Linked DNA regions of Homo sapiens: region 2 is linked to region 1. A link is an interaction called in ENCODE POLR2A ChIA-PET data of the cell type or tissue named here. Cell type or tissue: OCI-LY7. All regions are shown on one strand. Links, peaks and the distances in the headings refer to the core of each region. The heading gives the core; the rest is flanking DNA.

Region 1 (7,067 bases), core at 974-4,973:
GTGACAAATCCCCTTTAGTCTTTCCCAGCTAGAAAGTTCAAGACAATGTCACTAGACAAGGAAGAGAATAAGAGTAAGCAGGAGAGGAAGCACCTGAGCTTTTTGCAAACAGCACTGGTCCGCCAGACAATGATGTAAACAACGTCTAATGACACCCAAAGGTAAAACAAGAAATGCTGCAGAAGGTGCTAGAAAAGAAAGAGTGAAGGGGGGACAAGAAGGGTGAGAAACACAAACCAATCTACAGGAGAAAAATGTTGAAACTCAAGGCTAAATATGGCATTTATCACTACTTTCCTTTGTTGTCAAGGGTAACAGATAATCAATTAAAATAATAAACTTTCGTTAAGGACAAGAATACTGTATGTGCTGCAGGGGCACCATGCTAAGTGTCTCATGTACATAATCTCATTAACTTCTTGGGACAACCTTAAGGCAAGTATTATTATCATCACGATTCTAGAGCAGGGACAACAGAGACCTGGAGATGTCAGGGTAATTCACCTAAGGCCTCGCTTCTCCAAACTGCCACCGTTGGCATTTAAACCCAGGTCTCCTGACTCCAAATGTGTGCACTATGCTGAATATGTATGAATACAGACATACACGCATATTGTGTACACTTACAAGTGTAGCAAATATCCAGTGCCCTAATATGGTGGTGAATATGTTTAGTTACTAATGTGAATCCAAACACCAATGAAAGATTAGAAGGAAACAAGGTTTTTAGGACCACAAGTTAAAGAGGTAGGAGAACATTAACAAAAAGGTTACAAATATCTTGCCATTAAAACCCCACAAACCATGAAGCCTGAGATTCCATTGTTTCCTGCAGCCACTGAGGCAATGCTGGCTTTGAGTCCTGAATCTGTCTCAACCGTGGTATGTAACTTTGGACAAGTCCCTTCTTTTAGCAAACTGCACTGCCCTAATTTATAAGGCCATTGCCAAGTCTAGGATTCTACCAATTCATGCTTTTTCCAAGCTTTCAATTATTAGGTAATCAACTTTCATCGCACACCTATTTACACCTTTACCAAACTCACTGGTCAATTATAATTCTCAGTCCCTGTTAAAAGAGAAGAATAATATTTGGGCATATGTAGACATACCCTAGAAGAGAAAAGCATTTTTTAATGAAAATAAAAAAAGAAGGGTATGGGAGTTGGGTGGAGAGATTTACTCTGATAAAGTACATCTTGAGCCCTTTCTTTCCTGGCTGGTCCATATTTCTAAATCATTTCCTTGCTTTCACATAGTAAATTTTCTGCTAGATGTCTAGATATGCTGGAGATCAGGTTACAGTGTGAAGGACAAAAGATAAAAACAATCTGCATACTTCCATCTGGCTCTTCAGAACAAAGTCTAGAGACTTGAAATGTGAGGAGAGAAGCATGCTACTCTAGCTGCACAACAGATACAGCAAAATGTCACAGAAACAAATCTTTCAAGAGAATCCGAGATGCTGGAATGCGTATTTCACCAGAATTTACTCCGAGAGCATTAAAAAAAAAAAGTTAAGGCTCAGATACTGAACACAATGTTGCCTCTGTTACAAGAAGATGAAAAGTTGAAACAGACCAATGCATTAGAAAGTCCATACTGTACTGCAGAGATGCTATTCTTATTGCTGTCAAAAGACTCCTGGTTTTAAAACAAACAAAAAAACACCTTCTAGATTATTTATTCAGACGGTCTTGCCTAGTTTTTAGGACTCAAAAGTCAACACTCGAGGTTTGACTCTGGTCAAACTACTCCTTTGCCACATGGCATCACGCCGCGCGAGACAGATTTTCAGTATGAAAGAAACCAGCAGTTTCCAATACAAACATGGGCTTTCCAATATATAAAATTTAAGAAAAGCCAGGGTCTGTATAGAAAACATTAAACTGGCTTATATATCAAAATCATGAGGTTTAAGCAGAAATGCAGCATTAAAATAATTTACAAAATGGCTCAACAATGAACATTTTCCTCTGTGAAAAAAACAACACCCTTAATGTTTTTCATATGGCACATAAATTTTACAATACCTGCAGGAATATTTTCATTGGTTAAACCAACACCATAGGTCTTTTTAGCTCTTAAGCATATTACGATTCTTGCCTTTTTATGGCATTTTTGTTGTTGTTTGCACCCAATGTAATAAGCTTTTGAGAACAAGAAACAAACCACAATAAAAAGAAAAAAGAACTACCCCTTTGTAACTGCAACTTTCACAAGAGGGGTGGGGGAGCAGAGCGATCGAAATCTCGTTTTTATAGCTGCTATCTTGATGCAATTAGTGTAAAATAATTGTCTGCACAGGCCAAAGTAGAGGCTAAGTTGAGGCACTTGAGTGCATTCCCGAAAATGATTTCCCTGCCTCTTCCTTCAGCCTGCTGCAGCAGATGTTGGCTGTTAAGCCGCACAGACGACACAGTTCATGACTTTTCTAAGACGGCTGTGTGCCACATCTGCAGTTGATGAAATGGAGAGCAGAAGTGTGGCAGACACACAGAGGAGAGTGTGAGCGAGGCAGGCAGGCGCAGGCTGGGCCAAAGGAACTGTCTTGAAGGCTGGCCTAAAAATAGACACATACTCACACTCCTCCCTCCGCAGCCAGCTCATAAAACCCGGCCTGCCTGTCCTATTATGGAGTCAGCCTATGGCAGACACTTCCTGCATCCAGCTTGGGCTGCAGATAACACAAAAGCATGGAGGCAAGAGTGGAGGGGAGCAGGCGGTGTAGCATCCTCAAACTGCAGCTTCGCTCTCCGAGCCTCGGTATAACTGGGCTGTGGTCCAAGTTCAGCTGGGCCCCCAGAGAAAGGCAATGCTTGTGTTTAGCCCGCACAATACTGACATAACATTAACAGATTTACATATGCAAAACTGTGAAGCAACAGGCATTCCCCCTCAATTGACCCACAGCTTGTAGTGTCTGCCGAGTTATTCCCCGCTTCGGCTCTGTAACCAAGTGGGCGGCATGCGAATACCATCTGGGTACCACTTATTGAAAACTGGCAGTCGCTCTGTAATAGGCAAGCTGGCAATAAGAGGGAAGGGAATAAATTGCATCATTTAGTTAACATCCACTTGCTTTGCGGCTGTTAAAAAACCATGACTGAATAATAATTTGGTTATTTCTTTTGCCAGAAACTGCTGTCAGCCAAATTGTACTACGCACGCTGCAGAAGTCGACTTGCAAAATTTCCACTTGAGAAGGGACTGAGGAGGATTGGGGCAAAATGGGCACCAACCTCTGGCTGTTAGCAGTGGCGACTCCTGCTGCACAGTGGCTCTGTGTCCTCCAAGTGTCATCATCCCAAATGTAGTTGACACCAAGCCCTGGTTAGCCACCTGGCCATGCTGAGCCCCAGCACCAAGCTGTGATGTGTGGTAACACCCTCAAGCAGCTCAGATCCAAGGGTGTATGTGACAAGTGGCATCTACGTGACTCTCAGCTAGCCGTGGAGGCACATGTGGCCAAGCAAAGCTTGAGCTGACATCCCCCAGTTTCTGCCTCAAAACAGAGTGGGGAAGCAGGTCCACAGAAAGCCTGAGAGCTGCAGGCCTATATCCCTCTACTTCTGTGCCTGGAGCAGGCAGACTGAATCATTTCTTTCTGGTTTACTCACCTGCTTTCAAATACAACTAACAAAGAAAGTGACAGAAACCTTAGACCACCACATAAAGGTAGAAGTGATCTTCATTCAGTAAAACCCATGTGTTTGAAGTGGTTCTCTTTTGAATATATTTGTAAAGATATGAAATTCTCTTATTTACTATATGCTGTGCCTGTGTGTGTTTACACACTATATATACACATATACACACATGTATGTGTGTATACACACATATACACACATATACACACATATATGTGTGTATACACATACATATACACACATATATGTGTGTATTTCTATTACTTTCCTTTACTATGTCTTTTAGGAAAATCAGAGCCGAATACATACAAGTGACCAATGCCGTAGCAGTATTAAAAAGATATAAGTACTTAAAAGATATAAATAAAAATATATAAATCCTTCTATAAAGGTTAGAAATATTTTATGATATAAATCCAGTTATAAAATATGTATTTATTTCTTTTAATAATTTATATCATCTATAAACTGCTATAGCATTGGTCAATTACATATATTTCCACTTTGACTTTTTAAAAAGATGTATCAAAGGAAAGTAAAGAAATGGAAAAAAAAAAAAAGGAAAATTTGGAACAAAAAAAAGGAAAAAGCAGGAAAGACTAGACAGACTCTGCTGATCGTGGAAGTACTACAAGTGAACAAAGTTTGATCAAATTCAAAGAAAAAAGGAAGATGAGAACATTTGCAGTGACACCAATGGCAAAAACATACGTTTCCAAAATCCAAACCTGAAGCACTTGGGAAGGAATGGCTAAACAATCTTTCAAAGCCCAAGACATTTAAAGACCACTCCATTTTATATGTGGGGTGGTCTTTCTGAAAAATAACACAGTTGGCTGGTCATGCATTAAAATAAGCAGAATATGATCACAAAGAGGTAAGAGAGACAAAGGAGACAAGACCAAATCGTCATGTATTTTACAAATCACAACTGTTGTAAGTTACCATATGATTAAGTGAAACTTGGATAATAGTTCTTTTCCAGGCAATGAGGGTAGTCAAGAAAGATAATAGGGCTTTTTTTTTCCAGATTCAGCTTATGATTGTAATCTCACCTTGCTCTAAACAGCTTAGAAGGCAAAGAAAAGACAAAGTCAATTCTGTATCTAGAGACATAAAAAAATGTTAAGACTGTAAAGCAATACGCTGAATTTGCTTCTTGAAAGGATGAGAAAGAAAATGATATTTCCAAGTCACCACGCTTGCAGTCTGTTAAAAGGAAGCAAAATAGCGATTTTAACCAGGACCATGGGTGGTAAAACAATTTTTTTTTTATTAAAAATAACCATTTTATTTACACATGTACATGCGCGCATATGCTCCCTGAAAAAAATCAGCATGCTGTCATGGAAATACCACTGGTCTGAGGGAGAGAAGGACTGGTTTTCACCAAAGCTCAGCCACTTTCTAGTTGAGTAAGTGACCTTGGGTAAGTCACAGTTTGTCTGGGCCTAATTTTCTTTTCTTTGGGAAATAGTGATATGTAACAAAGCAGTGTTAGAATTTCCCAAATCTGAGAGAAATAATGGTTTTCCTAATAGCTCTTTATTGCACATTTATCATTCCAAAATGTAAATCCATCCTATGAAAATAAATGAATCAGAGTTACACAAGATTTCAAAATTACTCTCATTTTACTTTGCAAATTACACTTAGGGTAAATATTGATGGGGTTTTGTTTGTTTTTAAAAATACACATGCTGAAGGACTGAACTGCCTTATGCAAATATTTATCTTCTAGAACATTATATGCTCCTTAATGTTTGTTTAAAATCCTAAAAGTTTTCAGTAACTGCAAGATTTCTATTTAATATGCAATTCCATAATAAATAGCTATAATATAAATTTAACCTATATATATCGTTTTCGCAATAGGTAGGAACCAAAAGTAAAAGTCTGAAGAACCTACAACCCAAATATGATGTAAGCCAGCTTAAGATTTTGGAAAATATTACATTCCTAGAAAACAGATTTTTAAGCTATTGCCATGTCCCTTTTGTTGCTGCATATTTAAAAGTAATCACACTCTCCCTGGTTTTCACTGTTTTATTCATCTTAAGCTCCTCTACCAGTGAACCATGGGCACAGGTTTCCAGAAATCACTTTAAATGTTGCATATATCCTGGCAAAAGTCCAAAATTCTAGCCAACATCAGTATTTTCGAGTTAACCTTAATCAACTCTATTGCCTTTCAAAAGTGGAGACAATGCACTTGACCCTTGTTCCATGGAGTATGTGTGTGTGGCTTTTCCCCAGGAGGGGTCATGGATTTGCATTAATCCATACAACACCTTCCCCCACCCACCTCCCCACACTCCAACATCCAACTGCAGACATTCACAAGCCAGCTGGCGAGGGTTAGTGGTCGGTGGCCAGGTAAGAGAGTGAAGGTAACTGGTCCACAAGAGGCAGGAATTCCCACTTTGGCCTCATTAGCAGCAGGGCCAAGCAGCCAAGGCTAAAGTTAACATTCACGAAATACACCTGGCTAATCTTGTAAAGAATAAAGATTTGCTCATTAACTGAGCTTAGAGAAAGGTGTGACCCACAAAACCGAAGAGCTATTTTCAGGTCCTTAATGGTCCAAATTTCGTGATCAAGTTACAAATTCCATGTGGTTCTTCATAAGGTCCCTTTAAGAAACTTTTCGATGATGGAACAGTGGAGCCTCTGGCCATGTCATTCATATACACACAGAGATGCACAAACACCTACCCACCACTTCTATGATGCAGGGTTGAATAAAGCTTAATGGAAGTTAACCTTCTAGCCTGGGTGCAAGATACCCAACCACCGAGATGCTGTTCATCAGGTACCCCAATGCAGCGAAGCACACCTCCAAAGCCTTGCTGAATGGCACTAGCACCAGTGCCACTCCTTGCTCATTTCTAAGAGGCTCCTGGACAGTGAAGTCAGGGAGCTGCCTAGCCTCTGCAGCCCACTCTAAACGGACGATGATTTGCTGATGGTGATTTCTCCTGCAAGGACTACCCAGAGCCACTAATGGAGGCAAGCGCTGGCTTGTTGCTTGAGCTTTCATCTGAAAATAAAACTGAAGGGTCAATTTTCATCATGAGCTTGAGAAAAGAAGGAAATTGCAAAGAAAGGAAGGGGAGAGAGACAGAGACACAGAGAGGAAGAGAGAAAGGAAGGAAGGCAATTGCTTGCTACGAAGACAAAACAAATTGTGAAATCTAGAAATAAATACTCAGGGCTGAATTCTAACACAACTGTCACTGCTGTCAGTTTTAGGAAATAAAACTCTTATGAAATACAAAAAGGTTCAAGGGGGAATTCAATCTATCTGAGTTTTACATAAACTAAAAATTACAGGTTTCTGAAACAGTTGGGATTAGCATTCTTCTTAGGTAGTTTAGGAAAGGTTACCCTTTCCTCCCCTTCATTTTAACACTGTGA
Region 2 (7,067 bases), core at 1,575-5,574, 56 kb before region 1:
GTGAAATTCTAATTTCGGCGTCTGTAAATAAATTGTACTGGAACACAGCCACACCCCTTCATTTACATACCATCCATGGCTGCTTAGAGGGGACAAAGGTAAATAGTTGTAACAGACCAGGTGGCTTGCAAAGCCTAAAATGTTTACTATCTGGCTCTTTACAGAAAAGATTCGCTGATCCCTGTTACAGGCAGAAATTAGACTGAGCCTCCCACCATCACACACATACACGAACTTTTTTTTAATTACAAAAGTTTTCCTAAAAACACAGTAGTAAAAAAAAATAAAAATAAATAAAAATTTGAAAAAAGAACAGAAGGAACCTACCTCCATATTAGGACCACCATTAAAAGCTCATTTTTTTGTAACCGGGGCAACGACTAGAAGCACAGACACCCACCTATTGGCCTCATTATCCACCAGCTCGAATTTTGGTTCCCCTAATTTCTCATGCAATTCTGCAGAATATTAACCATCCTAAGAGTAAACTACCCTGATACCTTTTTAAAGCAGCAACATTATTAACAATTAAAAAGCTGCCACCACACATACACAATAACTTTCTTATATTTTAATATGCATATCCATAGTCTGATTATAACAGCGTGGAGAGATTGACAGGAAATGACTGAGTGTAATGGCTCCAAAGGAGACAGTACATTGATCAGTAAATAATACACGTCCCTTGAAACTGTCTAACTGCATATTTACACTTGTCAACTCTCATACACTTTGATGACAGAATTCTTTTTCAAACATCTAAGTAAAAACTCTAATACTTATTTTTAAAATGCTTTTAATAATCACAAAAAGCATACTTCAAGGATATGTAAGGTTTAAATTTCACCCACCAAATAGTGCCACCTGGAGCATTCATTGCTACATCCTCAATATTCTTGGTTTTATCAGGAAATTGGCAAAGTCTCAAAAAGGTTCAAATACAGTTACAAGCAGCATATATCTAACATTTGCAAGGTGTCAAGCACTGTATTAAGGACTTTTCACAGCCAATAGTGTGGATGACACCACTGTCCCCATTTGGCAGAAGAGAAAACTGAGGCTTGGAAGGAGTTGTGACATGGTCGGGGTTACGGTATTATTGAGTCCTGGGGCCAGGACCTGAGGCTATCCACTCAACTTCAGAGACCACACTCTCCCTAACCAGTCTAAGGGCCTGTGTCTCAGTGTGGGCCCGAAAGTCTGTATTTAATGCGCTTCCCAGGCAGTGCTGAGATGACACTTTGAAAAACACAAAACGTGGAGGTAAAGAAGAAAATCTGATGGGCCCTAAATTCAGGTCTCCTCTACAGCCCTCCAAACACTGCCCGTAGGAAGATTACAGATAAAAATCTATAACACACGTATTATAGCCCTTGGCATGTCATACATACTCAACTATGACAACTGCCATCATTTTATAAGTTACTTGGGGACTGCTGGTATGTCAGGTTAAAGACATTGTATCTGTATTGTCCAGTAAATTACTCCTGGACAAAATGGGCTGATGAGGTCAGCATCTCCTTGCCCTAAGACCCCATATCAATTAAATTATACTGGCAGCTGAGGGCCAGCAGGTGTTGGGTAGAGGACAGGGGTGCAGAGGCCTGGTTCTATCCTGCCTGTGATTGGTTTATCAACGACTAGATTAGACAGTGAGCTAGATAAGCCTCTCATCTCCCCAATATCCCTTTTATACAATAAAAGTGGTCAAAAATATTTAAAAGTAGAGAAAATAGTAAACCCCCTTATATCCATCACCTAGATTCTAGATTTATCAAGCTTCTGCCCCAACATTTTTTCTTATTTTCTGAAGATTCATAAAGGAACTTGCAACTGACATGTCATTTCACTCTTAGATAATTCAATATGCAACTTTTTAAAACAGGGAGAAAAAAGTTCCCTGAATAATAACTGAGGCTGGAAGCGATGGCTCACGCCTGTAATCCCAGCACTTTGGGAGGCCAAGGCGGGCAGATCACCTGAGGTCAGGAGTTCAAGACCAGCCTGGCCAACATGGTGAAACCCCATCTCTACTAAAAATACAAAAATTAGCCAGGTGTGATGGCGTGTACCTTTAATCCCAGCTACTAGGGAGGCTGAGGCAGGAGAATCGCTTGAACCTGGGAGGCAGAGGTTGCAGTGAGCCAAGATCATACCACATACCACTCCACTCCAGCTTAGACAACAAAGAGACTCCATCAAAAAAAAAAAAAAAAGAACCACAGAAATAATGCAGTGTTGAATCCAGTGGCATGACTCTGGGGAGATTTTTTTCAACTGAGGAAAAAGCCAGGAGGTGAGGAATATTTTGGAGAAAATTTTTGGAGGAAGCCATTCCCTTTTACATTGCTGCCTCTATAAAAATCTTGCAGATGAAGCTGCTGTTTTAAATAAGTCAGATTCCACCTCTTTCACAAAGACAAGTATAAACTACAAAATCTTCTCTGCCTAAATCAAAAAGACCTTAAAGAACCACGGAATCTATTCAAAGATGAGGAAGTAGCATGTCCTCATGGTTAAGACAAAGGTTTTGAAATTGGCCCAACTTGGAATAAAACCCACTTCTCACTCTTGCTATGCAATTCTGAGCAGGTGACTTATGCACTAACCTTCTCTCTTCTCAACATTAAAACCAGAATAATACCTAGAACACAGAGATGTTGTTAAGGTTCAATAAGATAAGCAAGGTGATACTTGAACCAACATAGGAAAAGTAAGTGCCTGATGAATAGCTCTCTAATTATTTGTTATAAATATTACTAAAATCTGATCGAATACAGAAGGAATAAAAAGATTTTATCTCATGAGCCTATTCCAATCCATTGGATGGTGCTACATAGAATATCTGTAGGGAAAAATCCAAAAGCCACCATCAGAACAGGCCTGCTGTTTCGGGGGCCTGCTGATTTTGTCACCCTTAATCAAAGTCAACCGTATCATCCTATTATTACGGGCCAAGAGGGTAACAATTCACGTGTTCACCACAGTCACTCTTCCGCACTCTGCTTTTCATGACCAAAAGAAATAATAATATGCAACATATTGAAATAAAATTAAAATGTACATTAGCTAAATGATAGCTTATATGTACTAATTGCTTACTTTTCTTGAAGACAGAATAAAATGACGGCAATTCTCAACAGGCAGCTCAGCAGCCTGCATATAAACTGAATGGAAATTTCCTTCTCTTTGCTTCTGTGCATTACTTGAACCAACTTAACAGAAAACAGAATATTTTCAAAAACAACATGCAATGGAGTTTAAGTTCCTAGAATTTTACATCACGGAAGATATCATTTGAAATATAATAGCTAAATGCCTTCCTCCCTGGTACAGCTTGCTTTGGTGTATTGATAAGAAGTAAGATTAATATGCAAAAGGAAAATGTAAGAAACTTGCCCTGCACCGGTCAGCACCCGGCATGTATGTGCCTCTCCCTATGAGAAAGCAACTGCACCCAGAGAGTGAAAGTCTGGGTTTGGCTCTCACATCACCACTTCCTTGCTATGTTAGAGCCTCAGTTGATACACAGGTAAAAAGAGAGCGACATAGACTCATTCTCGTCTTTTCCAAAGTTACGCAAATTGAAAAAAAAAACACTACAAAACTATAATATTTCACAGACATAACACAAAAACCAGTTGAAGGGTAGAAAATAAACTACCTAACAAGTCAATGTGGTGCACACATATTGCCCAGGCTGGTCTCAAACTCCCGGCCTCAAGCAATCCTCCCACCTTGGCTTCCCAGTGTTGGGATTACGGGCATGAGCCACAGCACCCAGCCCAGATTCTTTCATTAATATGTGAAATATGGACTGTTTAAAAACTGTCTGCCAGATATTAGGGTAAGTACTGGGTATACAAAGGCAAACTGCAAAGATCGCTCAAAAGCCCCGGCCTTATACCTTATACACTGCATTGTAAATGTAAATGGTGACTCTGTAAGCCTGCCTACAAGAATTTAGGTGGAATAATTCTGAGGCCACATCTACACTCAGTAAAGGAAAGAATATGACCAATTCAATGATGTCTGCCAAGGCACAGGATGGGCACAGAAAAGGGGAACTATAAAATCGAAAGTGTGTCAAGAATGTTTGCCACCTCTAATTTAGCCAAAAGGTTTGATGTTTTGTGTAGGTATCATGTGAACGAAAGTCTGCCCAATACATTAAAAGTTTATGGTGAATTTGTATGTCCAGAAAAATGTGTGTATAATCCCGTAAGGGGCTTAGAGAGGAATGGAAAATACATGCAATATAAATGCAGATTACCTTTATTACAAAGTTGGATCATATTCTCATTCCTAGACTAATTTCCTATATCATAAAACCTATATTCAATTTTATAAATAGCATACACCAAGAATCATAAATTCAGTTAATGCAGAAATTTAACAGATTTTTTTTTAATAAAAGTGAGAAAAGGCTGTTTTAGAGCAAATATCTGAAAGGACAGAAAGGGTTCTTTCTTTGAAGATATGTTTTTCCCTTTGACTCTACCTCCTTAGGGACCTAACCAGAGAAGAAATAAATTTCACAGCTAATATATATGAAGTAACATGTTTAACATTATCCAATGAATTTATATCTATCTACACTATATAAATTTATCTCACATAAACTGTCACCTCCAATAGAATTCATTAAAACAATGTTACAGCTTCTGAATTAAATGCAATCTTCTAATTGGAATTTAATCTTAAAATAGGAGTTGGGGGGTTTATTTTTTAATTGACAAATGGAATAATTCATTAGTTTGTCTTACAGTTCTGTCTGAAGAACTTAAAAGTAAATTTGACACAGGGATGGGCTGGCTACTGCTGTGTGGTACTAGGGAACTGGGGTGGGGGTGTGGAGGTTCTTTCATCAGCTGCTGAACACCTCCTGCTGCTTATGGGCAGGAAGGGATGGACACTGTCTCTCACCATCCTGAATTACTACATTACTAATATATTCCATTACCTCCACGTAAATGTCATGTTAATTTCTGATCTTCATCAAGCCAGACAATGGTTTCCACCTTGGCCCCTAGCCAGTTAGCTATGTGGAAAATATTTAGCCAATTACATTACTTGTATTGGGTTAGGAACTGGAGAGAAAGGCAAAATAAACGCATCGAAAATACTTCACAGATAAAATGTAAGTTGACACTGTCTTCGCATGCGGGAGCCCGAGTGATACAATCTGATAGGCAGCTGCCAGCACTCATAACTGCTTATTAAATCTAGCCTCTCTTTATGGTGTGAGTGAAGATCTGTATTTTTACCAATATTAGGTTCATTGTGTTATGAAAGAGACCAAAATACTTAAGATCATTCGCTCCAGCTTATAAAACATATTATGTAGTTTATTAAATTGTTAAAATTACTTTTCAAAGTCAAAATTCCAGAGACTGGAAGTTTAAGCACAACACCGTGGGCTGGCCCCCTGACAGGCTGCAGCACATGGCAGACCAGAAAGGAACCCTGTCGGCTGGCTCTCCTGGCCCAAGGTACCTGCCAGCTGCACATACCTTCTGGAAGCTGCGCCACCACCGCCCCACCCCAAAACCGGTCACGGAAAGTCCATATTCTCGAGTTTTATTTTAAAAAGAAAGGAACTCCCAGCCAAAAAAGTAGCCCTTCACCAAGTCTTCGGTGAGAAGGATGCATTTCCCTTGTTTTTGTCTCTTCCTAGTAAGTCAAAAGGTAGCAATTTGATTATGAGAGACATCAAAAGAGGAAGGCTGGGCAAATAAGGGAAAACAGTTGTAAGCAAATAACACATAACAATGAATGTTGCGTGACGCTTATGTCTTTTCACCAGATCTACCAGCAAGGGACAACCTAGTGGTAGAGACGATGCAATGACAGAGCAGAGACAGACGAACAAACCAACACATTCGCCATCTCTAGTCAGCCCTTCTCAAAACAACTCTATGCAAATGCAAATTGCTATGATCACATTTATTAATAACACTGTGGCTAACTGCCGATTAAATATGCAGCAGGCATTGCCAGCCTTCACTCTGGAAGTCCTGTGATGTGCATCCTATAGGTACCAGTGTCAACTAAAGCTTCACACCAGGAAACAGGAGCCAACTCTGACTCCTTCCTGGTGAACGGTGGCATTAAATAACCACAGCACAAAGAGAGATACGAAGTGCTCAGCCCTTCTTTCGCTGTCTCCTGCCTCTAAGTTAATTTATTATGCAAGCATGGTTACCGCCGGCATCAATCGAGTACATTACCCGTCTTCTGACCTTAAAAAGTTGGCCATAATGATCTATCTGTGCAAACCTTTTATTTCATGGTTTCGTTTCCTTGTGTTTGAGTGAAGCAATCTGTTGTTCTGGATGCCTACCTCTGTAACTCTGACCCTGGTCTACCAGGAGGACACTTACCATGAAACACTTCACTCAGAATTAGAGTTTATTTCAAGCCTAAAGACTCCAAATTGTCAGCTGTAACAATTAATTGGTGCTTCTTTTGGTTGTTCAATAAACTGTAAAGTTCTAAAAGGCACAGGACTGTGAATAAATGTTTGACAATGGAATGACTAACTATCAGATGCATAATGCACGGAAGGCCAGTCACTGCAGCACAGAGGAAGAGAGTGAGTCCTTTGAGCAAGCCTTGGAAATGCACCTTGAGAAAAAAATGGGGCCAGGCACAGTGCCTCACACCTGTAATCCTAGAACTTTGGGAGGCTCAGGTGGACAGATCACCTGAGGTCAGGAGTTCGAGACCAGCCTGGCCAACATAATTAAACCCTGTCTCTACTAAAAGATACAAAAATTAGCTGGGTGTGGTGGTGGGCACCTGCAATCCCAGCTAATTGGGAGGCTGAGGGAGGAGAATCACTTGAACCCAGGAAGTGGAGGTTGCAGTGAGCTGAGATTGTGCCATTGCATTCCAGCCTGGGTGACAAGAGCAAAACTCTGTCTTAAAAAAAAAAAATGGGAGGAGAATAGAAAATCAGAACATATGGTCCAGCTCACAGGATTTCAGGCACCTCTACCTTCTACTAAAAATACTGAGAAGGGAAGTTTTTTAAAGTCTGATAAATACTAAGAACTGCCTTATTT

The links. Peaks named below come from ENCODE experiments on the same cell type or tissue, not always from the same donor. Only the 100,000 strongest peaks of a DNase experiment are listed, where the experiment ranks them.
Region 2: POLR2A ChIA-PET joins it to region 1 with 7 read pairs; 6 of 35 experiments call an interaction of 5 or more read pairs at or near these places.

The regions. Positions count from the first base shown.
Region 1 is chr3:71,540,182-71,547,248 of GRCh38, forward strand. All of the region lies in intron 2 of FOXP1 (forkhead box P1), which reads right to left. MIR1284 (microRNA 1284) reads right to left here and starts at 1,908; the gene lies at 1,789-1,908. In OCI-LY7, for the core only: no CTCF peak of the experiment used is centred there; DNase peaks (open chromatin) are centred at 2,540 and 3,380; H3K4me3 peaks cover 3,678 bases; H3K27ac peaks cover 4,000 bases.
Region 2 is chr3:71,483,572-71,490,638 of GRCh38, forward strand. The region is part of intron 3 of FOXP1 (forkhead box P1); the gene reads right to left. Among named protein-coding and RNA genes, the nearest start is that of MIR1284, 55 kb to the right of the region's middle. In OCI-LY7, for the core only: no CTCF peak of the experiment used is centred there; a DNase peak (open chromatin) is centred at 4,060.